Regions from separate parts of the Homo sapiens genome. Here all the other regions are linked to region 3. A link is a loop called in an ENCODE intact Hi-C map of the cell type or tissue named here. Cell type or tissue: CD4-positive, alpha-beta T cell. All regions are shown on one strand. Links, peaks and the distances in the headings refer to the core of each region. The heading gives the core; the rest is flanking DNA. Region 1 overlaps CRY1 (cryptochrome circadian regulator 1). Region 2 overlaps CRY1 (cryptochrome circadian regulator 1). Region 3 overlaps CRY1 (cryptochrome circadian regulator 1).

What was found. Peaks named below come from ENCODE experiments on the same cell type or tissue, not always from the same donor. Only the 100,000 strongest peaks of a DNase experiment are listed, where the experiment ranks them.
Region 1: a loop joins it to region 3, with 2.4 times the contacts of the local background. A loop is called at or near these places in 3 of 110 quality-filtered maps.
Region 2: it touches region 3 in a loop (2.1-fold over the local background); 5 of 110 quality-filtered maps call a loop at or near these places.

Annotation. Positions count from the first base shown.
Region 1 is chr12:107,074,722-107,085,849 of GRCh38, forward strand. The region is part of intron 1 of CRY1 (cryptochrome circadian regulator 1); the gene reads right to left. Among named protein-coding and RNA genes, the nearest start is that of CRY1, 13 kb to the right of the region's middle. In CD4-positive, alpha-beta T cell, for the core only: CTCF peaks have their summits at 4,601 (motif pointing right) and 4,855; a DNase peak (open chromatin) is centred at 4,620.
Region 2 is chr12:107,062,265-107,073,392 of GRCh38, forward strand. The region is part of intron 1 of CRY1 (cryptochrome circadian regulator 1); the gene reads right to left. Among named protein-coding and RNA genes, the nearest start is that of CRY1, 26 kb to the right of the region's middle. In CD4-positive, alpha-beta T cell, for the core only: no CTCF peak of the experiment used is centred there; no DNase peak of the experiment used is centred there.
Region 3 is chr12:107,007,677-107,018,804 of GRCh38, forward strand. The region is part of intron 2 of CRY1 (cryptochrome circadian regulator 1); the gene reads right to left. Among named protein-coding and RNA genes, the nearest start is that of MTERF2, 26 kb to the left of the region's middle. In CD4-positive, alpha-beta T cell, for the core only: no CTCF peak of the experiment used is centred there; a DNase peak (open chromatin) is centred at 6,595.

The DNA.
Region 1 (11,128 bases), core at 2,388-7,387, 65 kb after region 3:
TAAAACTACTAAGCTGGGCTCGATGGCTCACGCCTGTAATCCCAGCACCTTGGGAGGCTGAGGCGGGTGGATTACCTGAGTTCAGGAGTTCAAGAAAAGCCTGGCCAACATGATGAAACCCCGTCTCTAGTAAAAATACAAAAATTAGCCGGGTGTGATGGCGCATGCCTATAATCCCAGCTACTTGGAAGGCTGAGGCAGGAGAATCGCTTGAACCGAGGAGGTGGAGGTTGCAGTGAGCCAAGATCGTGCCACTGCACTCTAGCCTGGGCAACAAGAGTGAAACTCTGTCTCAAAAAAAAAACAACAAAAAACAAAAAACAAAAACTACTAGTGATCTCCAATTTATCAATTCACACAAATAACCAAATGCCTTCTATACCCTGTGCAAAGCATACAGAGGCCATGCTGACTGATGGACATGGCTAATTTCAGTTTGACAAAAATAAAATAGGCTACTGCTTTCTAATAAGTCCAATTCCTATTCCAATCAGTTAAAGTTCTAGACATATGAAGAGTCAGTTGTGTTTCTCAAACACGTTCATGCCAGCTGAACTTATTTTCATCACGTAATTTAAATTTTATATAAACTGAGAATATAAAAAGTAAAGTTTTATAGAAAATGAAACTGAATGCTTCAAAAAGCCTTGATAAAAGGTGAATCACCAAAAAAGTTTGTCTAATTAACTATCTGTAGATAAGACAGCTAAACTAGATGGGAAGAAAAAAATGTACTAAAGGAATTCTGTATTCAAGTTTGCTTCACCATGGTCTTGAAGGTTTTAATCAACTTTAACGAATAATAGGCAATATCAGTCTGCGGGTGTAATTTACACAGGAAAGTCAACTTGAAATTCCATCAGCAAAATCAGCAGAACAATACTCATTTATACATTCAATACACAAGGACATACTGACACCCACCCTGTGCCACGTATTGAGCCACCAGACCTAACTATGGTTTTAAAAATATTACTCTGAATTCCACATGGAACAGATGGGAAAGGTAGGCACAAAAATGGAAGTGGAAAACTTAGGAGGCTTTTACAGTAATCTTGTAAAAAATGCTGGTGGCCTGGATATTATGATAGCAGTGGGAGGGTGTTATTTGAATGGATATGAGATTTAATTTGAAGGGAAAAGCTCTAACAATTGTTTTAGGACTAGATATGAAGTTTGAGTACAAAAAGAAGAAAGGGTAGCTCCTGGGTTTTTGCAGAACTAGGTGAATGTTGACATTTACTGTGATATAGAGAAGCCATGGGAGGTAGAGGAGATGGAGACAAAATCAGCTTAAGATGCTTATTTTGAATCCAAGTAAAAATACTAGATAGGCAAATCTGGAATTCAAGATAGAGGCCAGTGCAGGTAATACACGATAGGAAATTATCAGGTATTCAAGTATGCAACTAGATGAGATCACCTAAAGAATAAATGTGGATAAAGAAGTGAGCAAAAGAACTCAGACCTGGAATCAAGCCTTACATCAAAAACTATCAAATTAATGCACACTTTTCTATTTTTTTTTTAAATGATTTCCTTTTTCAAGTAACTGCAGGTTCCAATGGTGTCACATAAGAGACGATTTCTTAGAAACTCCCTTTTCAGGCTGGACGCAGTGGTGCATGCCTGTAATCCCAGCACTTTGGGAGGCTGAGGCAGGCAGATTGCTTGAAGTCAGGAGTTCAAGACTAGCCTGGCCAACATGGTGAAACTCCATCTCTACTAAAAATACAAAAATTAGCCAGGCATGGTGGCACACACCTGTAATTCCACTAGCTACTCGGGAGGCTGAGGCAAGAGAATCACCTTGAACCCAGGAGGCAGAGGTTGCAGTGAGCTGAAATCATGCCACTACACTCCAGCCTGCGTGACAAAATGAGACCCTGCCTCAAAGAAAAAAAAAAAAAAAAACCTCTCTTTTCATGTAAGTACACTGACTCATGTATCTTCAAGAAGCTGATCTAATTTGGATATGTGTCCCTGCCCAAATGTCATATTGAAATGTAATCCCCAGTGTTGGAGGTGGGGCCTACTGGGAGGTGACTGGATCAAAAGGGCAGGTTTCTCGAATTATTTAGCATCATCCCTTTTGGTACATCTTTACAATGGCGAGTTCTCATGAAATCTGGTCATTTAAAAGTGTGTAGCACCTCCCCCCGACTCTCTTGCTTCTGCCTTTGCTATGCAACATGCCTGCTCCCCCTTTGCCTTCCACCATGATTGTAACCTTCCTGAGGCTCCCCAAAAGCAGACGCTGCTATGCTTCCTGAGCAGCCTGCAGAACCATGAGCCAATTAGACCTCTTTTCTTTATATATAACTCAGTCTCAGGTATTTCCTTATAGCAATGCAAGAACGGCCTACTACAGAAGCATTCTAGAATTCCTCCTCTCTCAGTCTCATATCTCACACCCAGCACTCCCCAACACATACACACAAACACACACACACACACCTCTAGAACTCACACTCATCACCTTTACCCCTTTTCCCACCCCTTTAAAGTTGTCTTTCCTTTGTGCTTTCACAATTGTATTTGCAGATTTCCACAGAGGTCCTTTTTAACATTGTATGTTCTAATTGTCCTTTAGTGGTGTGAAAGTTTCCTTACAGGCAAGAACCATAACCTTCATCTTTGTATCTCCAATGACTTGCACAGTACCTGGTAGATAACAGGCTCTCACTGAATGTTTTCCTGAATGACTAAATGAAGGGAGAGAGATTTACCCAAGGTCAGTCCCACGGCCATTTAATAGGAAAGTAAGAATTATAAAGTAGGTCTTAGTACAGTCAGATGTTCTAAACTTACTTCAGTCTGTCATTCAAAGAATTACATATTCAGGCCTCACCTTATCTATATATTTTATTTCTTATTTATCATCCTGTGAATACACTATGCTCAGTCTTGACTAAAAGTTATCTATATATTTTATTTATTTATCATCCTGTGAATACACTATGCTCAGTCTTGACTAAAAGTCTAGTTATCTAACCAAAATTCACTTTTCCTCAGCCTGTTCAGAACCTATGCCTTGAGCTAATTTCTTACCTCTCTCATAAAAAATCCCCCTCACATTCCAACCTGAATCATTTCCCCCACTCCCCTCCCCTCACCTGCTACACACACCTTTGTTAACATCCTATACAATCTGATTTCTATCCTTACACCTACATTGAAGTGTTATCTCAAAGTTCACCAAAAGCCTTTGTAACAGATAAAGTATAATTTTCAAAACAGTAAAATTATGACTCTCATACAAACATGAAATGAAGATCTGGCAAAAAATTTACGTAATTCATTGATTAAGGAAGAAAGAAATAAGATGTTAAAACTGATTCAAATAAGAATCTGATTTACTATTTCTCAACTTACAAAATTCATTTTCATGGCACAAACATAATTTGCATTGGTATGGGCAGAAAACATTTGTACTGCTTTCAGTTTTCTACAACTTAACTTTTATCCCTTTTTACAGAGTTGTGAAACAGCCTTGTCAATCAAATACAAAGATGCATATCCCTTAATCAGAATCATATAACTCCTGGAGGGTCCTCTAAACAACATCTAGCATTCTAGATATGCAATAATTTCCTTTTCCCACCTCTAAGTCTTTGATAATTTTTCCTACATAATTGTCAAAACTCATCCTAACCTGCCTCCTGTAGTGCAAGGTAAAATCACTCTTGCCACATTCAGTTTCCATAATATGGCACTCTCCTGGATCCTCTTTTTACCTCTCTGGTTCTCTTTCGCCTCCTTCACCAGCTCCTATTCATCTTAAACATAGTATTCGCTGAGTTTTTTCACTGGGCTTTTGACTAACATAACTTTTTATGGCTGTATCCAATCTCATCCAGGCATGCTTCATCCATTACTTATACAGGAATTATTCCCATATGCACAGATCCAATGTCTATAATTCCCAGAGTGAAATTTCTATTTTCTCCATTTCTCATGTTGATATCTTAGCAGTGCTTCAAATTGGTCAACAACCTAAACTCACTCTTTTCCTCACCTACCTATGGTCTATTTCTGTGTTTCCTAACTTAATGTCTAATTGTCACAGAGGCACAAAGTATGAGGATCTTACACTCTACTTTCTCCCTCACCCTCCTCCTCTGTGAAACTGTGTTTTCCAGGCAGTCACCTAAGCTTTTCACTGTACCTCTACAGGCTTCCTCTTATATCTTCCCCTTCCTCATAGCCTTTCCCCTTGTTTAAGCCTGTATTATCTTTCACTTGAACTGTTGATAAAGTCTCCAAACTAGTATCTTGACTCTCTCTTCTAACATTCACTCAGCTGCTAAATTTATATTTCCCCAAACAAGGGCAGCTTTTCTGAACTATACCCACTTATCTGAGTTCTTATATAATAGGCAACAATGTTGTTTTAGGATATCCACCTACTTCCTACTCATTTTACTTCAGTTACTTCAGTTCAGTCAAGCTGATTCCACCAGTGAAGCACACTTCAGCTAAGACAATCATAAACTCATGATGACTAGTTCAGAAACTGGCCCAAAAGAGCCAATGAAGTGCCATAAGACTTTTGCTGAGACTTCTGGGCCAAAGGTGTATGCTTTTTGCTGAGATAAATGCCATTGTTATTGCTATATTTTGCCACCAGAGGACAGCCTATTTGAGAAGTCAAGGCAGAATAAGTGAAGTTCAGAGATGCAAAGAGAAATGTGATCCTGGTAACATCTTCTGAGTCCTGGTATCAAGCGATGTCCAAAGCCAGTTTCCCTTAGGTTATTCAATTACATCTACCAATAAACTTTCTTTTTGCTTAAGCCTGTTTGACTCAGGCAACCAACTAGCAAACAAAAAAGTACTAAACAACATCTCCTATCTTTTCATGCACCACATGACTCAGCTACATCAGCCTCCTCACCACTATCAGAATACTGTGCCTTTCCTTAAGCTATTCTTTCAGTCTGGAATTTGCTTCTCTCTGCTTGGAATTCCCTTCCCTCCATGCCTTGCTTATTAAGATCCACTTTACACTTCAAGTTTCAGTTTAACTGCCTCAGTGAAATAATCACCAGAGACTAGAAAGAAGCAGAGGGCCAGATTACACAAGGATTTGAAACCATGCTATGGCTTTTTGAACTTTAACCTAAGGGTAAAGAAATGTCATTAAAAGGTTTTAAAGCATAAATGACATGACCAGATTTGCAATTTTAAAAAGATCACTCTACTTGCTGTGTAGCGAATGAATTAGAGAAGGGCAAGGGGGACAATGATTTGTAAGCTACCCAAACAACCTAGGCAAAGAGAATGGTGATATGGGCTAAAGAGACAATGGAGAGGGAAGAATGTATTTATGTAACTATTTTATTTCTGAATAAATCTTCCTCTGTACTATAAACTCCCTGAGGGCAGAGAAATTACCTGTTGACTATCATGCTATCCACAGAAATTAGCAAGTAATTGGCACACAGTAAGGACTCAAATGGGCAAATGGAAGTATCATTTGTGAAGACAGAAAACACAGGAAAACTCAGTTTGGGGTTTGTTTGTTTTTGTGCAATAGAGAAGGATGAAGATGAACTCTGTTTTGGACAAGCTGAGTTTGAGGTAATGTCATATATTCAAGCAGGCAAATGGGTATATATGATACATACAAACACACACACACGTCCGGGGATCAGGAAAGAGATTTGCGCTGAAGACACTAACTTGAGAATTCTGGGCATAGACGAGTAAATGGTAACGGACTTTATGAGAGGAGATAAGATTGCCTAGAAATATGTGAAATGAAAAGAGGGTGGAGATCACAGACCTCAGGGGCATTTAAAGGTTGAACAGAAAAGGAGAAGCTAAGGAAGAACACTAATAGCGCTGGCAGGAAAGCACAGAAGAGTCCTTTAATAAAGCCAAGGGAAGAAGAGGAAGGTGTGGTCAAATGTGTCAAACATTGTTAAAAAAAAATAAAAAAGAAAAAAAGAAAAAAGTCAGGGAATGGGCAGATTTAAAGTATCCTTTGGATAAAAATAGTTTTGGTAGAGTGGGTGGGAGTGAAGCCGGACATGCCTTAGTTTGGATTGGGTTCAAGGGTAAGTAGAATATAAAGAAATGAAGTCAGCCACTATTAGACATCTTGCTCAAGAAATTGGCTACAAAGAAACTGAGATACATAGTTGCAGGAGTGGAACACAGTTAATGCTAAGTTCTGTTCCTTTGTTGTTACAGGTTGTGTATGTTTTACAGAATTTGATCTTAAGCATGTTTAAATGTTGATTGGAGGCAACCTAAAAAGAAGAAAAAGTAGAAGAAAAGGTAAGAATAAATATAAAAAATGAGCAAAGTCTTTGAAATGGAGCACAGAAGAAGAAACTCGTTTTGAAAAGAGACAGCAGTATCTCTTCCACTGAAGTTGTATACTAGAAGGAAGAACTAGTAAGGATGTAGGCACATTTATAGATTTGGTTACTGAAAATTAAGAGAGCTTACAAGTCATAGCTTCAAATGTGTAATGAACATGTTGAAGTTTAAATTCTAAAACAAATCTGTTCATTGAGAATTTTTTTTAAGTTATGAGTTTAAGATAGACATTAACATATAAATTATATAAAGTAGCTGTCCTATCCCTCAACCTTAGATTTATAAGAAAAATTAAAACAATATTTAATGCCTACTATGTATAAGCCACTATGCTGTGGAGAACACAAAAAGGCTCTTTCCCCAGATACATGTATAGCCTGTTTCCTCTTCCTTTAGGTCCCTGTTCTCACATTCTGCTTTATTTCTCTCCATTGAATTTACCACCACCTGATACATTATTTTTGTCTTACTGTCCGTTTTCCCCCCACTGGAATAGGGCAGCAACTTTTTCTGTTTTATTCAATACTGTATACCCAGCATCAATAATACTGCCTATAATGGATAGGGACACAAAATAAACTTTTGATTTAAGAGGCAACTTCTCTTCAGGAAGGTACTATCTGTTAAGTGAGAGAGAGATTATATACAGAATACATCCCTGCTATGGTCTGAATGTCTATGTTCCCCCAAAATTCATGTTAAAACCTAATCCTCAATGCTACAGTATTAAGAGGTGGGGCATTTAGGAAGTTATTTGGTCATATGCATTGTACTGTCATGAGAGGGATTAGTGCCTGATATAGTTTACATATTTGTCCCCTTCAAATCCCATGTTAAAACTTGATCTCTAATACTGCAGATGGAGCCTAGCAAGAGGTATCTGAGTCATGGGGACAGACAAACACAAAAAACTGGTACCAGGAATGGGGTGTTGCTATAAAGATATCTAAAAACATAAAAGCAGCTTTAAAACTAAAGCTGCTTAGGGGTTGCAATCCTAGTCTCTGATAAAACAGACTTTAAACCAAAAAAGATAAAAAAAGACAAAGAAGGGCATTACACAATGGTAAATGGATCAATGTAACAAGAAGAGCAAATTATCTTAAATATATATATGCACCCAAAACAAGAGCACCCAGATTCATAAAGCAAGTTCTCGGAGACCTACAAAGAGACTTAGACTCCCACACAATAATAGTGGGAGACTTTAACACCCCACTGTCAATATTAGATCAATGAGACAGAAAATTAAGAAGGATATTCAGGACTTGAACTCAACTCCGGACCAAGCAGACCTAGTAGACATCTACAGAACTCTCTACCCCAAATCAACAGAATATACATTCTTCTCACACCACATAGCACTTATTCTAAAATTGACCAATAATTGGAAGTAAAACACTCCTCAGCAAATGCAAATAACGGAAATCATAACAAACAGTCTCTCAGACCACAGTGCAATCAAATTCGAATTCAGGATTAAGAAACTCACTCAAAACCACACAACTACATGGAAACTGAACAATCTGCTCCTGAGTGACTACTGGGTAAATAAAGAAATTAAGGCAGAAGTAAGTAAGTTCTTTGACACCAATGAGAACAAAGAGATAACATACCAGAATCTCTGGGACACAGCTAAAGCAGTGTTAAGAGGGAAATTTATAGCACTAAATGTCCATATCAGAAAGCAAGAAAGATCTAAAATCGACACCCTAACATCACAATTAAAAGAACTACAGAAGCAAAAGCAAACAAATTCAAAAGCTAGCAGAAGACAAGAAATAACTAAGATCGGAGCAAAACTGAAGGAGACAGAGACACGAAAAACCCTTCAAAAAAATCAATGAATCCAGGAGCTGGTTTTTTGAAAAGATTAACAAAATTGATAGACTGCTAGACAGACTAATAAATAAAAGAGAGAAGAATCAGATAGACACAATAAAAAATGATAAAGGGATATCACCACTGATCCCTCAGAAGTACAAACTACTATCAGAGAATACTATAAACACCTCTATGCAAATAAACTAAAAAATCTAGAAGAAATGGATAAATTCCTGGACACATACACTCTCCCAAGACTAAACCAGGAAGAAGTCACATCCCTGAATACACCAATAACAAGTTCTGAAATTGAGGCAGTAATTAGTAGCCTACCAACCAAAAAAAGCCCAGGACTAGATGGATTCACAGCCAAATTCTACCAGAGGTACAAAGAGGAGCTGGTACCATTCCTTCTGAAATTATTCCAAACAAAAGAAAAAGACGGACTGCTCCCTAACTCATTTTATATGAGGCCAACATCATTCTGATACCAAAACCTGGCAGACACAACAAAAAAAGAAAATTTCAGGTCAATATCCCCAATGAACATCAATATGAAAATACTCAATAAAATACTGGCAAACCGAATCTAGCAGCACATCAAAAAGCTTATCCACACGATCAAGGCAGCTTCATCCCTGGGATGTAAGGCTGGTTCACCATATGCAAATCAATAAATGTAATCCATCATATAAACAGAACCAATGACAAAAACCACACAATTATCTCAATAGATGCAGAAAAGGCCTTGGACAAAATTCAACACCGCTTCATGCTAAAAACTCTCAATAAACTAGGTATTGATGGAACGTTACTCAGAATAATAAGAGCTATTTATGACAAACCCATAGCCAATATCATACTGAATGGGCAAAAGCTGGAAGCATTCCCATTGAAAACTGGCACAAAACAAGGATGCCCTCTCTCACCACTCCTATTCAACATAGTATTGGAAATTCTGGCCAGGGCAATCAGGCAAGAGAAAGAAATAAAGGGTATTCAAATAGAAAGAAAGTCAAATTGTCTTTGTTTGCAGATGACATGATTGTATATTTAGAAAATTCCATTGCCTCAGCCCCAAAACTCCTTAAGCTGATAAGCAACTTCAGCAAAGTCTCGGGATACAAAATCAATCAGCAAAAATCACAAGCATTCCTATACACCAATAATAGAGAGTCAAGTCACGAATGAACTCCCATTCACAACTGCTACAAAGAAAATAAAATACCTAGGAATCCAACTTACAAGGGATGTGAAGGACCTCTTCAAGGAGAACTACAAACCACTGCTCAAAGAAATAAGAGAGGACACAAACAAATGGAAAAACATTCCATGCTCATGGATAGGAAGAATCAGCATCATGAAAATGGCCATACTGCCCAAAGTAATTAATAGATTCAATGCTATTCCCATCAAGTTACCATTGACTTTCTTCACAGAACTAGAAACAACTACTTTAAATTTCATATGGAACCAAAAAAAGAGCCTGTATAGCCAAGACAATCCTAAGCAAAAAGAACAAAGCTGGAAGCATCATGCTACCTGACTTCAAACTATACTACAAGGCTACAGTAACCAAAATAGCATGGTACTGGTACCAAAACAGATACATAGACCAGTGGAACAGAACAGAGGCCTCAGAAATAACACCACACACCTACAACCATCTGATCTTGACAAAAACAAGAAATGGGGAAAGGATTCCCTATTTAATAAATGGTGCTGGGAAAACTGGCTAGCCATATGCAGAAAACTGAAACTGGACCCCTTCCTTACACTGTATACAAAAATTCACTCAAGACGAATTAAAGACTTACATGTAAAACCTAAAACCATAAAAACCCTAGAAGAAAACCTAGGCAATACCATTCAGGACATAGGCATGGGCAAAGACTTCATGACTAAAACACCAAAAGCAATGGCAACAAAAGCCAAACTTGACAAATGGGATCTAATTAAACTAAAGAGTTTCTGCACAGTGAAAGAAACCATCATCAGAGTGAACAGACAACCTATAGAATGGGAGAAAATTTTTGCAATCTATCCATCTGACAAAGGTCTAATATCTAAAATCTACAAGGAACTTAAACAAATTTACAAAAAAAAAAAAACCCATCAAAAAGTGGGTGAAGGATATGAACAGACACTTCTCAAAAGACATTTATGTGGCCAAAAAACATGAAAAAAAAGCTCATCATCACTGGTCATTAGAGAAATGCAAATCAAAACCACAATGAGATACCATTTCATGCCAGTTAGAACAGCGATTATTAAAAGTCAGGAAACAACAGATGCTGGAGAGGATGTGAAGAAATAGGAACGCTTTTACACTGTTGGTGGGAGTGTAAATTAGGTCAACCATTATGGAAGACAGTGTGGTGATTCCTCAAGGATCTACAAACAGAAATATCATTTGACCCAGCAATCCCATTACTGGGTATATACCCAAAGGATTATAAATCATTCTACTATAATGACACAGGCACATGTATGTTTATTGTGGCACTGTTCACAATAGCAAAGACTTGGAACCAACCCAAATGCCCATCAATGATAGACTGGATAAAGAAAATCTGGCACATATACACTGTGGAATATGAAGCAGCCATAAAAAAGAATGAGTTCATGTCCTTTGCAGGGACATGGATGAAGCTGGAAAGCATCATTCTCAGCAAACTAACATAGGAACAGAAAACCAAACATCGCATGTTCTCCATAAGTAGGAGTTGAACAATGAGAACACATGGACACGGGGAGGGGAACAGCACATACCGGGGCCTGCCAGGGGTTGAGGGGCAAGGGGATGGAGACCATTAGGACAAATACCTAATGCATGTGGGGCTTAAAACCTAGATGACAGGTTGATGGGTGCAGCAAAACCACCATGGCACATGTATACCTACGTAACAAACCTGCAGGTTCTGTACATGTATCCCAGAACTTAAAGTATTAAAAAAAAAGCAAAAACTAAAGC
Region 2 (11,128 bases), core at 2,788-7,787, 53 kb after region 3:
GCCTTGACTCAAGATATTTTCAGGAAGATGAAACAATTTTCACTTGATTATTATAGTTTTAATTATATTCATAATTTGTATTACATTCAACAATTAATCATGATTAGGAAGCAAAATGTTGACTACCAACTCTTTTTTCTGAATAAAACAATGTCAGCAATTACATTACAGTACAAGTTATTTTATTCTACTATCACTTAAAACTTAGTTTTTCCTTGATGCTCAAAGCTAGTACTGTGTCAGCGCTGACATAATATATATTTTCCAGTCTAAAAAAAGTCACAAAAGAATCATTAAACTAAGAATTTCTTCTCCTGGTTTTTCTGTGATAAAATAGTAAGTTATCTTGCAGATCTCCCTCATACATACACCATAGAAGTACAAATACCTCATTTCTACAATGCACACTGGGAGTTGCATTCAAACAAAAGGAAATATATATTCAAGCCAGTATTTAACAGTACTGACTCTTTTACATTGTATACCATGAATACAGGATTATCCATAACGTCATACGATAAAAGAATATTGTCAAATAGCTTATTCTGCCTCTTCTTCCAGAACAGTCCAGTCAATAGCTTCATAAGTGAATTTCAGTCTTTTTGGCAAATATTTCCCTACTTCCTAAAACATTCATTAATGATTAAGTTTTTCTCAATTTAAAACTTGACTATCATTTGCTTCTCTGACATTTGCTATACTAGGATACTGTGTATATAAGGTAGTATTTGATTTTATACAAAACTTTATTTATTTTTAAGTTAAAAATATGTATTTCATGGTGTTCTCTTTATTTCCCAGTTTGTGAACTCAATTTTAGAAACAAAACTGTGCCAGCAGTGAGGAAGATCTTGGATTAAGAAGACTCAAGACACCATTTTGGAGTCTTAATATTCTAAGCAAGAAATGCAGTGTACACAAATGGAACAGACTTAAAGCTGTTTTAGAGGTGGAAACCAATAGGATTTTTACATCCAAGAAGAGGAGGAAACTTCAAAAATGGCACTAAGTTTCTAGCTTAGGAGCTGAGAGGATACGCTATTAATTAAGAAATAAATTTGGTTTTAAATATTCTTGGTTGAGTTGTCAATTACCTGACAAATAGATAAAAAGGACTGGAACTCAGGAGAATTAGGGATTTCTAATATATGAGTTCTTTTGCTTTTGTTTCCCTGCCTCACCACTTAAAGCTATGTTTGGGGCAAGTTTTTCAATGCTGACATGGAGATTAAAGGGAAAGAAAATGCAACAGGCTAGGGGGCAAATATGTTACAGGGTAATCTAGGCCATGTGGTAAATGCAATATATAACCCAGCTGGGTCATAGTTTTTGTTTTTTTGTTTGTTTTTTGAGACAGAGTCTTGCTCTTGTTGCCCAGGCTGGAGTGCAGTGGTGCGATCTCGGCTCACTGCAACCTCCGCCTCCTGGATTCAAGTGATTCTCCTGCCTCAGCCTCCAGAGTAGCTGGGATTACAGGCATGCACCACCACGCCCAGCTAATTTTTGTACTTTTAGTAGATACAGGGTTTTGCCATGTTGGCCAGGCTGGTCTCGAATCCCTGACCTCATGTGATCCACCCGCCTCAGCCTCCCAAAGTGCTGGGATTAAGGCATGAGCCACTGCGTCCAGCTGGGTCATAGTTCTTAATCAGGGCTCATTATATTCATACTGGGGTTGGGGGGACAGGGGTTTGCAAAATAAATCTCCTAAGCGCCACCCTGGATATTACTTCTTTGATAGATCTGGGGTAGAAACTGAGAGTATACTTATTTTTTTTTAAGTTCCCTGAATGGATTGACTCAAAAAGGGTTATGAGAGAACTTTCTGTAATTATAGAAATATTCTATTACGACCGGGATGGAATACTATTCGACCTTTAAAAAGCAGAAAATTCTGTCATTTGTGATGTGAATGCATGTAGAGACACTATGCTAAGTGAAATAAACTAGGCAAAGAGAGACAATATCCAGAATACATAAAGAACTCTCAAAACTCAGTAATAAGAAAATAATCAACCCAATAAAAAATTAGCAAAAGATTAGAGTAACACACTTCACCAAAGATATATAGATGGAAAATAAGTACATTAAAACAGACAACAACAAAATGCAAATTAAAACCACAATGAGATGCCGCCACATACTTATTAGAATGGGAAAGAACAAACCTGACAAAACCAAATGTTGACAAGGATGAGGAGCAGCTGGTCTCATATATAGTCAGTGAGAATGCAAAATGGTATAGCTACTTTGGAAAACAGTTTGGCAGTCTTCAATAAAGTTAAAACAGAAGACAAAAATCATCAACAGTGGAAGCACATAAAAAGACCACAAAGCTAACAAAACTGAAAATCAAAATACAGAATAACTTAGAAATAGAAATGGGCAGAATCCACACAATATCGCCAAATAACTATGACATGTAGGTGTTTCTAGGAGATCACAATAATTTGAAAGAAAAACAGTGAAATGACAGAAACCACAAAAAGACAGGAGAGTCAAAACCAATCTAACTTAATTAGTAAACTTCAAACAGTAAACACAACAAATGGAATAGAAAAAGTATTCACAAATATGTTAGAAGAAAAATAATTCCACCAGATTATCATGCTAATGGAGCAACAGACATTCTCTAACTAAAAGAACTTGAGGGAGGGGCAAAAGCTGGACAATGATATCAAGCCAAACAACAGATAAATGGAGATAAAAGGACTGCTGATAAGTTCTGAATTTATTTAGGAGTAAAAATGGGCTGGGCATGGTGGCTCACACCATTTTCCCAGCACTTTGGGAGGCCAAGAGGGGTGGATCACTTGAGGTCAGGAGTTCAAGACCAGCCTAACTAAAATGGTGAAACCCCATCTCTACTAAAAATACAAAAATCAGTCAGGCATGGTGGCACGCGTCTGCAATTCCAGCTACTCAGGAATGAGGCATGGGAATTGCTTGAACTCAGGAGGCAGAGGTTGCAGTTAGCTGAGATCATGCCACTGCACTCCAAGCCTGGGCGACAGAGTGAGACTCTGTCTGAAAAAAAAGGAGTAAAGGCCGGGCGCGGTGGCTCACATCTGTAATCCCAGCACTTTGGGAAGCCAAGGCGGGCGGATAACCTGAGGTCAGGAGTTTGAGGCCAGCCTGGCTAACACGGTGAAACCTTGTTTCTACTAAAAATACAAAAAAATTAACCAAGCGTGGTGGTGCACGCCTGTAATCCCAGCTACTCGGGAGACTGAGGCAGGAGAATCACTTGAACACTGGAGGTTGAGGTTGCAGTGAGCTGAGATTGCGCCATTGCACTCCAGCCTGGGTGACAAGAGCGAAACTCTGTTTCAAAAAAAAAAGAGTAAAAATAACTGGGAATTTTGGTGTATAGAACAAAATAAAACAGAACTATTATAAACTTCAACAAAGTAAGAATAATCTGGCACTGGTGGTAGAAAGAAATACAGTATGTTAAATGATCCATACCATGAAAGATAAGGAAATTGGACGTTGCCCAAAATGAGACACTTATTCCTAACATTTCATATTTTCATAAATGGAAGCAATTTCTACTTCACAACCAAGATGAAAAAGTAAAAGGAACATCTTCAATTTATCTCTGCCTCTGCATTAAAAAACAAGGAAGTACACATGCTCAACCCAGCCCTATAGGATGTAGTTTCTATTCTCCCATGCAGTAAAATTATAGAGGCATTATCCACTCCTGCTGTGGTTGACAAGCACAGTCTATGACTATGTTGCTAAATAAGTCTAATTCAAAAATAAAGTATCATAAGGCTCATTCTGACTACACAGTCGTACAACCTAGTTTTTACTAGGAATAAAGTGAATATTATTTCTGACAGTACAACCCTCCTTTGTGTGTGTGCATCTCTCCTTTGATTAGTCCGAAACTGGGAAAGTGAAGATTATTGCCCATCCCCCAACACCAACTTTACAGTTCAGTAAAATCATAATTCTAAAATAATTTTTAAAAGTTTATCCTAAGTTTAGCTATTCTTACATTTTACTTCCTTGTTATATTCAAGTAAATTTACTTCTTTTTATTTTAAAATGGTGTACATAATATGATCCCATCTTCATTTCTCTATATCCATTCATCCTTTTATCTTTAAATGTACATAGAGAGACCCAGAATGATTTACATAATGTTTAAGATGGTTATTTCTAGATGGTAGATTAAGTTTTGTTTTTTGTTTTTTTTTTAAGACAGGGTCTCACTTTGACACCCAGGCTGGAGTGCAGTGGCACGATCTCGGCTCACTGCAGCCTCGACCTCCCAGGTCCAAGTGATCCCCCTGCCTCAGCTCCCCAAGTAACAGAGACTACATGGGACTACAGACATGTGCCAACACATCTGGCTAATTTTTGTATTTTTTGTTGAGATGGGGTTTCACCATATTGCCCAGGCTGGTCTCGAACTCCTGAGCTCAACATCCACCCGCCTCGGCCTCCCAAATTGTTAGGATTACAGGCATGCAACACTGTGCCTGGCTTAGATTAATTTTGTTGTTGTTGCTGTTGTTTGTTTTGTTTTTGCTTTTTCAAGACAGAGCCTTGCTCTGTTGCCCAGGCTGGAGTACAGTGGCACTGGAGATCATGGCTCACCACACCCTCGACCTCACATGCTCAAGTGATCCTCCCACCTCAGCTTCCTGAGTAGCTGCGACTACAAGCACATGTCACCACACCCAGCTAATTTTATTTATGTATTTGTTTGTTTGAAGAGACTGAGTCTCACTATGTTGCCCAGGCTGGTCTTGAACTCCTGGGCTCAAGCAATCCTCCCACCTTGGTCTCTCAAAAGGACTCAATAAAACAAATAGGAAATAGTCTACAGAAGTGTTTGCAAACTATGGCCCATGGGACAAATCTGACCTGTGGCCTGTTTTTGTATAGCCCACAAGTTAAGAAAGGCTTTTAATTTTTAAAGGGCTGCATAAAAAAAAGAAGAATATGAGAAAGAGACCCTATGTGTGGCTCACAAAGCTGAAAATATTAACTGTCTAACTCTTCAAGAAAGTTGCCAGCCCTTACTTAGTCTATACTATCGACTCTATATTGACAAAAGGTACAATCTACTGGAACTCATAATTCACTGATACACAAGAGAATTTTATATATTAAGGAAATCAAATTTTATCTCACAGACTCCCTTTTATCCCTTGGGATGTTGTCTTTAGATGCTGACATGGTGATATCGGCATGCACAACTTTTATGATTATCTAAAGTTCCCAATCTTTTCTTTTTGATTTTAGGACTGCATGTTAGGAAGACTTTTCTCTTTTCAAAGGCAAAAAAAAAAAACTTCCTTAGTTTTCTTCTACTACTTTTATAGTTTTGTTTTTCACATTTTAAATCTGTGACATCTGGAAAAGAGGCCCTTCCATGACTAGGAGTAAATAACAGTCTATACAGAAAGATACCAGACTGCAGATTAATGGGGGGAAGAAGGTGTTGGAAAAGTGTAGGGGACAGGAGAAGGAAGACAATGAACAGGAGTCTGTGACAAGGCTGGAATCTTGAAACTGACTGAATGATAATTTATAGGTTTCCTTCTGACAGATGTTCTCAACCGAGGATGTTCCATGGGCCATAAGGCAGTCAGTTCCTAACTATTCCATAAGAACAAGAGCTTCAGTAGAGAACAAGATCCAATCATCATTCTCTTTGTATCTGAATTTATCTCTAGATTGTTGTATTTCTCTTTGTTGCTATTATACACAGAATTTTTCTTCCTGTTATATTTGCTAACTGGTTGCTTATATGTAGCAAGGGGCCAGCCAACTATGGGTCAAGCCAGCTCACTGCCTTCTTTGTAAATAAAGTGTTACTGGAACACAGACATCCTAATTAGTTTCATGCTACAATAGGAGAGGTGGGTAGCTGAGAGAGAGATCATATGGCCTGAAAAACCTAAAATATTTATCATCTGGCCCTTTACATTAAAAGTTTGCCAATCTCTGATATATAGGGAAACTATTTGATTACAATTTTTTGAGGTAAAATTGTAATACATATAATACAAAACTAATAATTTTTTCTTTGAGACAGCGTCTCACTCTTTTGCCCAGGCTGGAGTGCAGTGCCATGATCTTGGCTAACTGCAACCTCCGCCTCCTTGGTTTAAGCAATTCCTGCCTCAGCCTCCTGAGTAGCTGGGACTACAGGTATGTGCCACCATGCCCCGCTAATTTTTGTATTTTTTTTGGAGAGACAGGGTTTCACCATGTTGGTCAGGCTGGTCTCAAACTCCTGACCTCAAGTGATCCACCCTTGTCAGCCTCCCAAAGTGCTGAGATTATAAGCATGAGCAACCGCACTCAGCCCAAAATTAATAATGTTAAAATGTACAATTCAGTGGCATATGAGTACATTGATAATGCTCTGTGACTATCACCTCTATCTAGTTCCAAAACATTTGTATCACAAATGAAAACCCTGTACTGATTACCTTGTACCCATTAAGGAATCACTCTCTATTTTTCCCCCTGCCCCGAGCTACCACTAATTTGCTTTCTGTTTCTATGAATTCACCTGTTCTGGATGTTTCATATAAACGGAATCATATAATATGTGATCTTTGGTGTCTGGTTTCTTTCACTTAGAATGTGTCTGACATCCATGTTGTAGTATCTCATTTCTTTTTATGGTTCCATCATGTGAAGAGACCATATTTTGTTTATCCATTCATCAGTGGACAGACATTTAGGTTGTTTCCACATTTTGGTGATTGTGAATAGTGCTGCTATGGACATTCATGTATAAGTTTTTGTTAGAATGCCTGCTTTAAATTCTTTTGGAATTCTGTGAGTGATATTGCTGGTAATTCTATGTTTAACTTTTTGTGGAAATGGCAAATTTTTCTACAGCAGCTGTACTATTTTATTCTCTCACCAGCAATGTACAAGGGTTCCAATTTCTCCACACCCTCGCCAACAATTACTTTCCGTTTAAATTTTTTTTTTTTTTTTGAGATGGAGTCTTGCTCTGTCATCCAGGCTGGAGTGCAGTGGTGCAATCTTGGCTCACTGCAAGCTGCACCTCCCAGGTTCACACCATTCTCCTGCCTCAGCCTCCCGAGTAGCTGGGACTACAGGCGCCCGCCACCACGCCCAGCTAATTTTTTGTATAAAATTTTTTCAATAATAGTCATTTTGGTGCATATGAAGTGGTATTGCACTGTGGTTTTGTTTTGCATTTTCCTAATGACTAATGGTGTTGAACATCTTTTCAGGTGCCTGTAGCCATTGTTTGTTATATATATATTATATATATAAAGTATATATATAATATATATATAAAGTATATATATAAAGTATATATATATAAAGTATATATATAAAAAGTATATATATATAAAGTATATATATAAAAAGTATATAAAGTATATATAAAGTATATATATATAAAGTATATATATAAAGTGTATATATAGTGTATATATATAAAGTATATATGTAATATATATTAAGTATATATATAAAGTATATATACATATATATACTTTAAACTTCGACAAATAAAACTGAAAAGACAGCACATCAACAGAAAAATGAACAAGACAATTAAAAGGTAATTTACAGAAAGAAAAACCTCCAAAACTAATATGTATAAGAAATGCTCAAACTTAGTAACTAGAAAAGTACAAATTAAAAGAATCAAACATCAGTTTATGCTTATTAGATCAGTAAAGTTTATAAAGCTGGATAATTTTTAAATGTTGGGACATAAGGATATGAGAAGACTCATGCATTGTTAGTGGGAATATAGACTTGTTCAGCTACTGTGAATAGCAATCTGGCATTTCTTAGTCAAACTACATATGGGGCTAACCTATGTCCCAGCAATTCTATTGATTTGTATATACACTCCAAACAAATACTTAACACAGAGTCATGTGCAAGGATGTTCAGTGCAGAACAATTTGTGGTGTCAGGAAACTAGAAGTAAACAGGTAGCTATCATTAAGATAACAGATATAATATGGTAAAGGTCTCACAGAGCATTATACAGCTGTTAGAAGCAATGGATTAGCAGTATCAACATGAGTACATCTTAGACATTTAGTGCTTGTGGGAAAAAAACAGAATAAGAAATACAACACAATAGCATTTATGTAAGTTAAAAATAAATGCACATAAAACAATATCTGTTTTGCATGAACACACAGTTACAAAAAGATAAATATATTAGAATATAACCACAATGTATACTGTATAACAAACAATGCATTTATGTATGGGAGAAGGGAAATTCAAATAGGAATAAAGGAGGCTAAAGAAAGAAAACAAGGAAGAGACCTTACATAAACCTGTAATGATAATGTCTTAAACTAATTCTCTGCACCTAAGGCTAATAAAAATTGTATCTAGCCACATCGCTGGATTCTCTTATTTTTATTTATTTATTTATTTATTTATTTATTTATTTATTTATTTATTTATTTTGAGATGGAGTCTCACTCTGTCGCCCAGGCTGGAGTGTAGTGGCGCGACCTTGGCTCACTGCAAGCTCTGCCTCCCGGGTTCACAGCATTCTCCTGCCTCAGCCTCCTGAGTAGCTGGGACTACAGGCACCTGCCACCATGCCTGGCTAATTTTTTTTTTTTTTTTTTAGTAGAGACAGGGTTTCACCGTGCTAACCAGGATGATCTCGATCTCCTGACCTGGTGATCCCCCTGCCTCGGCCTCCCAAAGTGCTGGGATTACAGGCGTGAGCCACAGCGCCCGGCCTGGATTCTCTTATTATTAATAGTACCTTTTCAGTTGATTCTCCTAGATATTTTGGGATATAATAATATTGTCCTAAAAACAGCAATAAATTTTACTTCCTCTTCCATTTTTATACCTTTTATACTGCATTAGTTAGTACCTCTGGCACAATAAGTAATAGTGATGACAGCCAGCATTTGTATCTTGCTCCAGACTTTGTAGAACTTCTAAATTTTACCCATTAAGCATGATGCTGACTTTTGAGCTGATTTGGTAGCCTTCTATTTCTGGTTTAGTACTAAATTTTATTAGGAATAAATATTGAACTTTATCAAAAGTATTTTCAGCATCTATGGAAGTGATCATATAATTATACTCTGATCTACTAATATAATGACATATTAATATATTTCCAATACTGAATTATTCCTGCATTTTCAACATGAATGTAGGATATACATTTAAAATATGCTTCTGTATCCTATTTGATAATTCTACACATTGTTTCCTCTTCTTTTATCATGTTTTAGAACAATTTATATATCACTGAAGTCACATGTTTCTTAAACTTTGGTAGAACCCAACTATGAAACTATCTAAGCCTGATGTTTTTTGTGGAGGTAACTCTTTGACAATATTCTTTATTCCTTCCATAGGAGTTATGCTTTGAAAAGATCAATAAAGTATAAAAACATCTAGCAAGTCGAAGAAAGAAAAAGAAGAAAAAAATAAATATCTATTAGTAATGTAAGAAAGGGACTATCATAGCAATTGTGGTACTTATTAAATAAAAGATATGGTATACAACTTTAGCAATACATGTGAGAATGGAAGACTAGATTTAACGGCAGGTATTTTAGGAAAATATGCATTAATAGCAAATTCAATTATCAAACTGACTGACAAGAAACCTAGAATAACCAATAAACACAAATGAAATAAAAAGTATGTCAAAGATGATCTAAGTCAGGAATTGTTTCACTGCAATGAACAGAAATCTACTCAAACTAGGTCATACAAACAAAAAAAAGCATTGGAAGAATATAGGAGTATTTCATGGAAACTTGTGCTCAAGTAGTATAGTCAAGTCTAAGGATTCTGGAATGTTAGAACCCAACTCCTTTTTGGAATTGAATTCTCTCTTGTTTGTTCCTTTCTGCATATGTGTTCATTCTTTTGTCTTTCTACAACCACCTTTCTATGCAAAGATATCTATTTTTTATGACTACTCAGTGCCAAGGCCCAATACCAACTGACTACAGTCTCTGCATCCCTTTTCCAAATTCCAAATGGGCAAAGCTTAGCTCAGGTATCAATTATTGACTCAATAAACCTTCCAGAGGAGAAAGAATGAAAGTAGATTACAGAGTCACCAGCTACTAAATTAGAGGCTAAATTCATGTATTAACTAGGGGTTTGATGTGGGCAGTTTGATGTGTGGACTGGACAGGAATCTCGAAATTGCTATAAAAATAATCTGACTCCTCTCAAAAACCCCTGACCCAAATTGCTTTATAGGTGAATTCTAGCAAAGGTTTATGGAACACAGAAGTCCTATGTTATTTATACTGTTGGGGGCATAAAAAGGATAGGAAGTTACTATAAGGCTAACATGATCTCATTGTTAAAATTAACAAAATTAGCTCCCAAAAGAAAAATATGAATTAATCACACTTGTGAATAGAGATGTCAAAGTTTCCATGTAAACACACATTCATATTAACACATATGTGCATATATGCACATTTATATTTTCATATTTTAAAACTACTACCAGTGTTGTATTTCTTATCTTCTTATGGGTGATATTACACAGACACTTTCTTCGTATCATTTGAATTCTTTACTATGATTGTATTTTTCATCAGAAAAAATCCACATTTTAAAAATTAAATAGCCTAGAAATGATCGTAAAATATTAAAAATTTACATTAACACTTATATTTACTTACCTCACTGAATTGGAAATGATCCAATAAGTAGTGTTGGAATAACTGGCCATCATTTTGTGGAAAATGATCATCATTTGGGGAAAAAGAAGTTAGAGTGTAACCTCAGTGTCAATGTAAATTCTAGATGGAACAAAGATTTATATGTGTAAATAAAACTCTAAATGTATTACAAAAACATTGTAAATATTTATATCATCTTTGGGTGGGAAAGGGGCATTGAGGCTTATCGCTAATGATATAAACCATAAAAGTTTGAATACAAAAAAGTTTAACATGTAAAATATATTTTTTTATTTCTCTCTCTCTCTCTTTTTTTTTTGAGACGAAGTGTCACTTTGTCACCCAGGCTGGAGTGCAGCGGCGTGATCTCGGCTCACTGCATTCTGTCTCCCTGGTTCAACTGATCCTCTTGCCTCAGCCTCCTGAGCAGCTGGGATCACAGGCATGAGCCACTGTGC
Region 3 (11,128 bases), core at 4,051-9,050:
GCACCACCATAACCAGCTAACTTAATTTTTTTTCGTAAAGACAGGGTCTCACTGTATTGCCCAAGCTAGTCTCAAAATCCTGCCCTCAAGAGATCCTCCTTCCTCAGCCTCCCAACGTGCTGGGATTACAGACGAGAGCCAATGTGCCTAGTGCAATTTAGCACTGTTTTTTGAAAAACATTATTTTAAATCTTAGTAAATACTGAAGTGAGTCAATAAATAACACTTCCTGCCCCTTTTCCTTCTTGAGTTCAGTCACGTAAGCCAGGGGGCTAAAGATAAAAATATCAGCCATATTATTAGCAAAGCTGAATTGTAGAAAACATACCAGGTTTCAGGGCAGGTAAACTTGCTAATACTATTTCACTGTTGAATCAAACAGATTTACCTACTCAATCATAAGCAGCACCTCCCGCAGTGTGGGCTTTCCCTATAAAACGTATCACATAGAAGAGGAGAATATAACGTGTGCTCTCTACAACTAAAAGAAAAGGAACCGTCTCAGCTAAACTAGCCCAGCTCCTTCTCCTAAACTCACCAATGAGATCATTCACTTTTCCTTCCCTGGGGATAAATTAGTGAACATCTCTCCAAAAGAAAAATGAAAATCTAGGGAAGAGAAAGTTTCCCAAAATTAAATGCATTCAGTAATACACTAAGTATTTATTATAATTCTAATTATATGACAGATATTATGCTAGATGCCCCTCTCCTGGAGCTTATTGAGAAAGAGTGGCAATACAGAGGTAAATTACTGAATACGTAACTATTAGGGAAAAAAATGCTATGATAAAGAATACGGGGATGGGGTATGAGGTGGTAAGCTAATAATCCACACTCTGTCTTCCATGACTGCACTGGCTAGACTTCAAGTAATTTGTAAAAGCAAATATCCTTGTTTTTTCCTATCTTGGGTAGAAAGCATTCAGTGTTTCACCTTTAAGTAAGATTTTATGTTTTTTTGTAGACTTCCTTTATCAAATTGCTATTTAGCACTTGATATGGTTTGGCTGTGTCCCCACCCAAATCTCATTTTGAATTGCAGCTCCCATAATCCCCACATGTCATGGGAGGGACCCAGTGGGAGGTAACTGAATCATGGGGGTGGGTTTCGCCCGTGCTGTTCTCATGATAGTGAATAAGTCTCACAAGGTCTGATGGTTTTTTTAAAGGGCAGTTCCCCTACCCATGCTCTCTTGCCAGCTGCCATGTAACATGTGCCTTTGCTCCTCCATCTTCCACTAGGATTGTGAGGCCTCCCCAGTCACGTGAAACTGTGAGTCAATTACATCTCTTTCCTTTATAAATTACCCAGTCTCAGGTATGTCTTTATTTGCAGTGTGAGAACAAACTAATATAGCACTTTAAAGAATTTCTAGTTAGCTAAAAGACCTTTTTAAAAAGTATACACGGGTGTTGAATTATGTCAGATGCGTTCTCTTCATTTGTTAAGATAATTTCTCTTTTCCTTTATCCTATTAACCCAGTAGGTTATATTAATTGATTTTTTTAATGCTCAACCAACTTTGTATTCATGAGATAAACCCCACTTGATCCTGAAGTAGCAGTATTTTAAAATATTGCAGGCTGGGCACGGTGGCTCACACCAGTGAGCTCTTTGGGAGGCTGAGGCAGGCGGATAGCCTGAGCTCAGGAGTTTGAGACCACTCTGGGCAACATGGTGAAACCCCGTCTCCAATAAAGATACAACAATTAGCCAGACGTGGTGGTGGGTGCCTGTAATTCCAGCTACTCAGGAGGCTGAGGCAGGAGAATTGCTTGAACCCGGGAGGTAGACGTTGCAGTGAGCCAAGGTTGTACCACTGCACTCCAGCCTGGGCGACAGAGCAAGACTCCATCTCAGAAAAAACAAAAAAACAAAAAAACATATATATATATATATATATATATATATATATATATATAAAATCTCTATATCTCCAGGTTCACGGTCCGGTACGGTGGCTCATACCTGTAATTCCAGCACTTTGGGAAGTCAACATGGGAGGATGGCTTGAGCACAGGAGTTCGAGCTCAGCCTAGGTAAATATAATGAGACCACATAGTGTCTTTACAAAAAAAACTTTTTTTAAATAAAAAATATTGCTAGATTCAATTTAGTGATTTCTGAGTCTTTGTTTATGGGGGACACTTGGCTATACTTTTAATTTTTTCTCAAACTTTCCTTGTCAGGTTGTGGTATCAGGGTTATGCTGTCCTCATAAAATGAGTTGGGAAGTAATCTCAATCTTGTTTTCTGAAAGAGTTTAATTTAAGAAGGAAATACTTCCTTCTTAAATGTGTGATATAACTCAAAATAAAGCCATCTAAGGGCTTGAAGTTTGTTTATGGGAAGGTTTTTAATTACAAATTCAATTTATTTAAGAGATATAGGGCTATTCAGGTTTTCTTTTTCTTCTTATGAGAGTTCTAGTAAATTATACCTTTCAAGAAATTTTTTCATCTCAGATATATAATTTATTGACAGTATAGTGTTTACGATATTCTTTACTATGCTTTTAAAGTCTGGAGAATCTCTAGTGATGTCCTCTTTCTTATTCCTGATATAGGTAACTTGTATTTTCTTTCTTTTTTGTCCGAATCAGTATTAAGAGTTTATCAATTTTATTAATGTTTTCAAAGAACCCGTTTTTGGCTTTGTTGACTAACAGGAGACAAAAATCACATCAGCAATTTGAACATGAAAAATTTACAAGGGCAACTCATTTTATTGTGCTTTGCTATTTATTGCACTTCTCAGATATTGTGCATTTTATAAATCAAAGGCTAACGGCAACCCTGCACTAAGCAATTCTATTGGTGCCATTTTCCCAAAAGCATGTGCTCACCTCGTGTCTCTGTGTCACATTTTATCAATTCTCACAGTATTTCAAACTTTTTCATTATTATATCTGTTATGATGACCTGTGATCTCTTCTCTTTTTTTTTAAGAGACGTGGTTTCACTGTATCACCCAGGCTGGTCTTGAACTCCTGGCCTCAAGTGATCCTCCCATTTCAGCCTCCTGAGTAGCTGGCACTACAGGTACCAGTCACTACACCCAGCTTTTATCAGAGATCTCTGATGCTACTATTGTAATTGTTTTGGGGTGCCATGAATTGCACCCATAAAAGAGGGTGAACTTAACTGATAAATGTAGTGTGGTCTGTCTGCCCTACCCAGCCTTTCCCCCATCTCTTTCACCCTCTCTCCCTCTCCTCAGGCCTCCTTATTCCCTGAGACAACAATATTGAAATTAGGCCAGTTAGTAACCCTACAATGGTCTCTAAGTGTTCAAGTGAAACGAGGAGTCACACATCTCTCACTTTCAACCAAAAGCTAGAAATAAGCTTAGTGAGGAAGGCATGTTGAAAGGTGAGACAGGCCAGGCTGGGCGCAGTGGCTCACGCATGTAATCCCAGCACTTTGGGAGGCCAAGGCGGGCGGATCACGAGGTCAGGAGTTCCAGACCAGCCTGGCAACATGGTAAAACCCTGTCTCTACTAAAAACAAACAAACAAACAAAAACTGGGCATGGTGGCATGTGCCTGTAATCCCAGCTACTCGGGAGGCTGAGGCAGGAGAATCGTTTGAACCCGGAAAGCGGAGTTTGCAGTGAGCTGAGATCGAGCCATTGCACTCCAGCCTGGGCAACAGGGCAAGACTCTGTCTCAAAAAACAAACAAAAAAAAAAAACAAAAAAGAAAGCTGAGGCAGGCCAAAAGCTAGGCCATTTGCACCAGTTAGCCAAGATGTCTAAACAAAGGAAAAGTTCTTGAAGGAAATTAAAAGTGCTACTCCAATGAACACATGAATCATAAAAAAAAACAAAGCAGCCTTAATGGCGATATGGAGAAAACTTTAGGGGTCTGGATAGAAGATCAAACCAGATACAATACTCCCTTAAAGCATAGTCCTAATCCAGAGAGAGGCCCTAACACTCTTCGATTCTGTGAAGGCTGAGAGAGGTGAGGAAGCTGCAGAAGGAAAGTTGGAAGCTAGCAGAGGTTGGTTCATAAGGTTTAAGCAAAGAAGCTGTCTCCATAACCTAAAAGTACAAAGTGAAGCAACAAGTGCTGGGTGGAGAAGTAGCAAGTTATCCAGATCTATCTAAGATAATGAATTAAGGTGGCTACACTAAACTACAGATTTTCAGTGTTGATGAAGCAGCCTTCTATTGGAAGAAGATGTCATCTAGGACTTTCATAGCTAGACAGAAAAAGTCAATGCCAGGCCAGGCACTGTGGCTCATGCCTGTAATCCCAGCACTTTGGGAAGCTGAGGCAGGCAGATGCTTGAGGTCAGGAGTTCGAGACCAGTCTGGCCAACATGGTGAAACCCTGTCTCTACTAAAAATACAAAATTTAGCCGGGCATGGTGGTGCACGCCTGCAGTCCAAGCTACTCAGGAGGCTGAGGCAGGAGAATCAATTGAGCCCAGGAGGCGAAGGCTGCAGTGAGCCAAGATCGTGCCACTGCACTGCAGCGTGGGTGACAGAGGAAGACTCCGTCTCAAAAATAAAAAAAGAAGAAAAAGTCAATGCCTAGCTTCAAAGCTTCAAAGGACAGGCTGACTTTCTTGTGAGGGGCTAACATAGCTGGTGACTTTAAGTTGAAGCCAATTCTCATTGCCCATTCTAAAACTCCTAGGTCCCTTGAGAACTATGCTAAATCTACTCTGCCTGTGCAGAACAGGAACAACAAAGCCTGGATGACAGCACATGTGTTTACAACATGGTTTATACATATTTTAAGCTCTCTGTTGAGACCTACTACTCAGAAAGAAAGACTCCTTTAAAAATATCACTGCTCACAGACAAACGTACTTTGTCATCCAAAAGTTCCAATGGAGATTTATTAGGGAGATTAACATTGTTTTCATTCCTACCAATGTAACATCAATTCTGCAGCCCATGGATCAAGGAATAATTCTGACTTTCAAGTTTTATTAAGAAACACATTTTGTAAGGCTATAGCTGCCACAGACAGTGATTCTTTTGATGGGTCTGAGCAAAGTAAATTGAAAATCTTTGGAAAGGATTCACCATTCTAGATGCCAATAAGAACACTTGTGATTCATGGGAGGAGGTTAAAATATCAACATTAACAGCAATTTGGAAGAAGCTGATTCCAGTCCTCATGGATGACTCTGAGGGGTTCAAGACTTCAGTGGAGGAAGGAACTACAAATGTGGTAGAAATAGCAATAGAATTAAAACTAGAAGTGCAGCCTGAGGATGTGACTGAATTACTGCAATCTTATGATAAAACTTGAATGGATGAGGAGCCGCTTTCTATGGATGAGCAAGAAAGTGGTTTCCTGAAATGGAATCTACTGCTGGTGAAGATGCTGTGAACATCATCAAAATGATAAAAAAGGATTTAGGTTATAACACAAATTTAGTTGATGAAGCAGTGGCAGGGTTTGAGAGGACTGACTCCAATTTTTAAAGTTGTACTGTGGGTAAAATGCTATCAAACAGCATTGCATGCTATAGAGAAATCTTTGGTGAAAGGAAGAGTCAATTGATGTGGCAAACTTCATTACTGTCTTAAGAAATTGCCATAGCCACCACAACCATCAGCAACCACTACCCTGATGAGCCAGTAGCCATCAGCATTGAGGCAAGAACCTCCACCAGCAAAAAAGATTATGACTTGCTGAAGGCTTAGATGATCACTAGCATTTTTTTAGCAACAAAATATCTTTAATTAAGGTGTGTATTTTTTTTAGTCATAATGCTACTGCACACAGAAAAGACTACAGAATAGTATAAAGACAACTTTTATACATATGCATTGGAAAACAAAAAAATTGTGACTTGCTTTATTGTGATGTTTGCTTTATTGCAATATTTACTTTATTGTGGTGGTCTCGAACCAAACTTGTAACATCTCCCAGGTATGCCTGTATCAAAAATTGTAATTGTTAGCTACTAAAGGTGGTCAACAATGACAAGGAATAAAACAGGAGATAAGGCTACACTTCAGTATGGTAGGTAGTAGCCACTAGGCCACGTGTGGCTTCTGAGCACTGAAATGTGACTAGCTGGCACTGAGATCAGCTGGAAGTATAAAATACATACAAGATTTCAAGAACTTCATATTTTTTTAAAACTCCGTTTAAAATAAGCTATTTTAAAAGATAAAATAGCTTATTAATACTTTTATATAGAATATTTTAGATATACTGTGTTGAATAAATCATTAAAATTAATTTCACCTGTTTGTTTTTACTTTTTTAATGTGGCTATTAGAAAATTTTAAATTTAACATGACTTCTATTGGATGGTACTGCTCTAAGGTGTTCAAAAGTACCAATTGCAGAAAGCAGCTGCCACCTCTATGTGGACGGAAAATAAACAAGGAATGAATAAAAAACTTAACAAAAGCTCCCTCCACCAAGCCACTGAGATTCATGGCTCATTGGATGGAGCGTGCTGCCACAGGAACACACAACCTTCCCTGTAAAGAAATTTACCGGAGGGCAATGACCAAAGGTGTTTCATACCAATAACCTGCTGGTTGGCTGAGAAACTTCCTGGTAGGTATGGGCTAACCAGGTTATCTGTAGAAGCTGTCCACCAGGTGGCATAGAAACTTATCAGAGGGTATAAATAGGCTTACACAGAAATTCACCAGAGGGTGTATGTAGGCTGTGGCTGGTTCAGGAGGGCTGCTGAGGTGAATGCTACTGATCCTCCGGCATACTCATCTGCTAGCCCAGGGAAAAAAAGCACAAGTATATCAAGAAGAAAAGCTTCTTCTCTCCTGCTGTGACACAGTATCACACAGTAGGGCAAGAAGGGTGGGTTTGGCACTAAGAAATAATAAACTAATTAATGCATACTGATTTTCTTTATTGTTTTCTATTTCATTGATTCCCGTTCCTCTTTATTTTTTGTTTTCTTTCTACTAACTATTAGTTTAATGTGTTCTTTTTCTATCTTTAAGGTAGAAACTTAGTTCTTGATTTTTCCTTTTCTAATACAATATTGAAAGCTATAATATTAAGTTTCCTCTAAGCACTGCTTTAGCTGCATTCTGTAAATTTTGATATACAGTCCTCCCTTGGTATCTGCAGGAAATTGGTTCCAGGACCCCCTGTGGATACCAAAATTCACAAATGCTCAAGTCCCTTATGTAGAATGGTGTAGCATTAGGATATAACCTGGGTGTATCTATATATATATATTTTGTGTGTTTTTGTTTCTTTTTTTTTAGACAGAGTCACACTCTGTTGCGCAGGCTAGAGCACAGTAGTGCAATCTCAGCTCACTGCAACCTCCGCCTCCTGGGTTCAAGTGTTTCTCCTGCCTCAGCCTCCTAAGTAGCTGGGATTACAGGTGTGCATCACCACTCCCAGCTAATATTTGTAGTTTTAGTAGAGACGGGGTTTCACCATGTTGGTCAGGCTGGTCTTGCACTCCCGACCTTGTGATCCGCCGGCCTCAGCCTCCCAAAGTGCTGGGATTACAGGCGTGAGCCACCACGCCCAGCCTTTAAAGACTTTATTTTCTCAATTCTCTAACGGGTTCAAACAAAATAAGAGGAAAAAAGACCTCTATAATTTTGTGTCACATTCACTTTCATCTCCTTGTTAATATGGGAAACAATGATCTATTGTGAGTTTTTACATCTTAACCAGAGATGGAAGTCCCTATCTACTCTTTTTTTTTTTTTGAGACAAGGTCTCACTCTGTTGCCCAGGCTGGAGTGCAGTGGCATGAATATAGCTCACTGCAGCATTAACCTCCTGGGTTCAAGTGATCATCCCTCCCACCTCAGCCTCCTGAGTAGCTAGGACCACAGGCATGCGCCACCATACCCAGCTAATTTTTAAAAATTTTTGTAGAGATGCGGTCTCAGCATGTTGTCCAGGCTTATCTACTCGTTAGAGCAGGTTTTTATTTTAAGCAACACGTAGTTACCTTTGAATTTCAATACCTAGATTTAACAGTAAGACTGCAAATAGCACCAACATATTTTCATTTGAGTAAGTGAATATTCACTTTGCAATTTTTTTTGAGCGAGGGTCTTGCTCTGTTGTCCAGGCTGGAGTAGAGTGGCATGATCTTGGCTCACTGCAGCCTCCAACTTTCCAGGCTAAAGTGATCCTCCTACCTCAGCCACTGGAGTAGCTGGGACTACAGGTGTATGCTACCATGCCCAGCTAATTTTTAAAATTTTCTGTAGAGACAGAGTCTCACTATGTTGCCCAGGCTGGTCTCAAACTCCTGGGCTCAAGCACTTGGCAATTTTAAGCAATAAGATTTGTATCTATTTTTGTGTATCACAATTACTTGTTAATCAGAAAGGATAACATGAACAACTAAATGAATATAAAGTTCTTGGCTGGACGTGGTGGCTCACGCCTGTAATCCCAGCACTTTGGGAGGCAAAGGCAGGTAGACCACTTAAGGTCAGGACTTCGAGACCAGGCTGGCCAACATGGTGAAACCTCATCTCTACTAAAAATACAAAAATTAGCTGGGCATGGTGGCGCACTCCTGTAGTCCCAGCTACTCAGTAGGCTGAGGCACGAGAATCACTTGAACCCAGGAGGTGGAGGCTGCAGTGAGCTGAGATCGTGCCACTGCACTCTAGCCTGGGTGACAAAGTGAGACTTGGTCTCAAAAAACAAAAATAAAATAAAACAAAACAAAAGAAAGAAATAGCACTCCCAAACAATTTTAAAAAAAAGTTCTTAAGTCATAATTAATATACTGTGAAAATAAGCAATGTAAAATTTGATAGTAAAACTAAAAGTTGTAAATCACATATGTCCTAGGAGAAAGCATTTATTTTTTAAATTGACAGTAAATTAAACAGTATAATTGCATAAAAATGTAAAGCTACCTCACAAAATAATCCAAATACAAAGAAGGTAAAACTCTAAAAATTTCCATCCATCCATCCATCATCCTTTCCTTCTGTTTCATAACTCTAGTCTTAGGGTCTAAACTACTATTTATATACTGAAGAGTCCTAAATTTAGTCCAGACTTCTCCCTGAGCACTAGACTTGAATGCCTTCTCAACATGTACATTAACATGCCTAAAAGGCATCCCAAACTAAAAATTTATAAAATGAACTTCTTATTTTTTCCTTAAACTTGTTCCTCCATAGTCTGTTATTCCATTAAATGGGAATCCATTCTGCCATGCGTCCAGGCTAAAAACCTAGAGTCATCCTTGACTCTCATATATCACATATAGGCAAACCTTACAGCCTCTATTTAAAATATATATCCAAAACCCTACCACTTCTCAACACCTCTACAGCTACCCTGGTCCTGGTCATCATCATCTTATTCCTAAATAACTGCCATTGCCTCCTAACTGATCTTTCTGCTTCTGCCTCTACAACACTTCCAATCCCCTGTGTATTCTCCACAAACAGCCAGAGAAATTCTTGTAAATCATGAGTTAAATCATGTCACTCTTCTACTCAAAACTCTCCAATGGCATCTATTTCACTCCGAGTAAAGGCTGAAGCTCCTAACATGATCTATAAAGCCCTATGATCTGGCTTCCAGCCACCTCTCCGACGCCATTTCTTCTTTTCACTCACTGTGCTCTAGCACACTGGCCTTGTTGTTGTTCCCTAAACAAATCATGCACATGTCTACTTCAAGGCCTTTGTTAAGCACTGTTTCCTCTGCCTTCCATGCTCCTTCCCCATGTTGCAGTTAGCTTAGTGGAATTGTTAATTCTCAAAATTCTGTCAGGTATCTGGATGGTTCTTTTATTGGTTTCACTCGGATCTGCTCATGAGGCTGCAATTCGCTGGCAGCTTGGCTGGGGCTGGAGTGCCTAAGATAGTCAAACTCACACATCTCAGACTTTGGTGTTGGCTGTTGTTTGGTCCACTCTCTATATGTGGCCTCCCAAAGTTAGATATTCTACCCCAGGCTTTCTTACATGATAGAAGGAGCATCCTAAGAGGGGAAAAGTAGAAGCTGAAAGGTCGCTTAAGGCCTAGGATTTGGAATTCACAATGTCTTCTTTGACACTTGGTTAAAAACAAGTTGTAAGGGCAAGTCAGATTCAATGGGGTAAGGAAATAAACTCTACCTTTTGACGGAAAGAGCTGCAAAATATTGTGGATATGATATACCACAACCCAGATGCATGGCTCACTCTTCATATGCTTGCTCAAATGTCACCTTATCAGTGAGGCCTTCTTTGATTCCATATAAAGTAACTTTCCCTCACCTTGACATTTACTATCCCACATTTTACTCTTCTCTACAGCACATATCACCACCTGACATTGCATGTTTACTTATTTGTTTACTATCTGTCTCCTTCCACTACAGTGTAAGCACCATGAAGACAGAAATTTTTTGTTTCACTACTGTATCTCCAGTACCTCAGACACAGCCTTGTATATAGCAGGCACTCAATCAGTATCTGTTGAATACATTCTATCAAGCATGTGTCATGAATTAACAAAGCAAGATCCAAAGTAACTTAAAAAAGCATAATATAAATTTTACTGTTGAAAAATGGTGGCTTTATATGTTCTTTTATTCTGTGATTTTGAACAAAACATTTTATAATGCTTCAGTGTGGCCATCTATAGACTTTAGCCATGTGTCACTGTTTCTTAGATATAATGAGGCTGGGCACAGTGGCTCATGCCTGTTATCCCAGCACTTTGGGAGGCCAAGGTGGTGGAGACTCCTGGATCCTGAAGCCAGGAGTTTAAGACCAGTCTGGCCAATTGGCGAAACCCTTTCTCTGCTAAAAATACAAAAATTAGCAAGGTGTGGTGGTGCATGCCTATAATCTCAGCTACGTGGGTGGCTGAGGCACAAGAATGGCTTGAGCCTGGAAGGCAAATGTTGCAGTGAGCCAAGACAGCACTACTGCACTCCAGCCTGGGCAACAGAGCAAGACTCTCTCTCAAAAAATAAAAATAAAAATAGAAATAATTAAAAAAAGAAATAGATATAATGAGAATGTTTTTAAAAAATCTAGATATTAATTATGCACCTAGTCTCTAAAACCAATAATTTAAACTCCTTATTAAAAGTTTCTGCAGGGCCTAGAAAGAGCCATCTTGTTAGCCTATATTAAGTCAGAGTTTAACTTAGAAAAGAAACTAAGTAAAAAACGCCAGAAA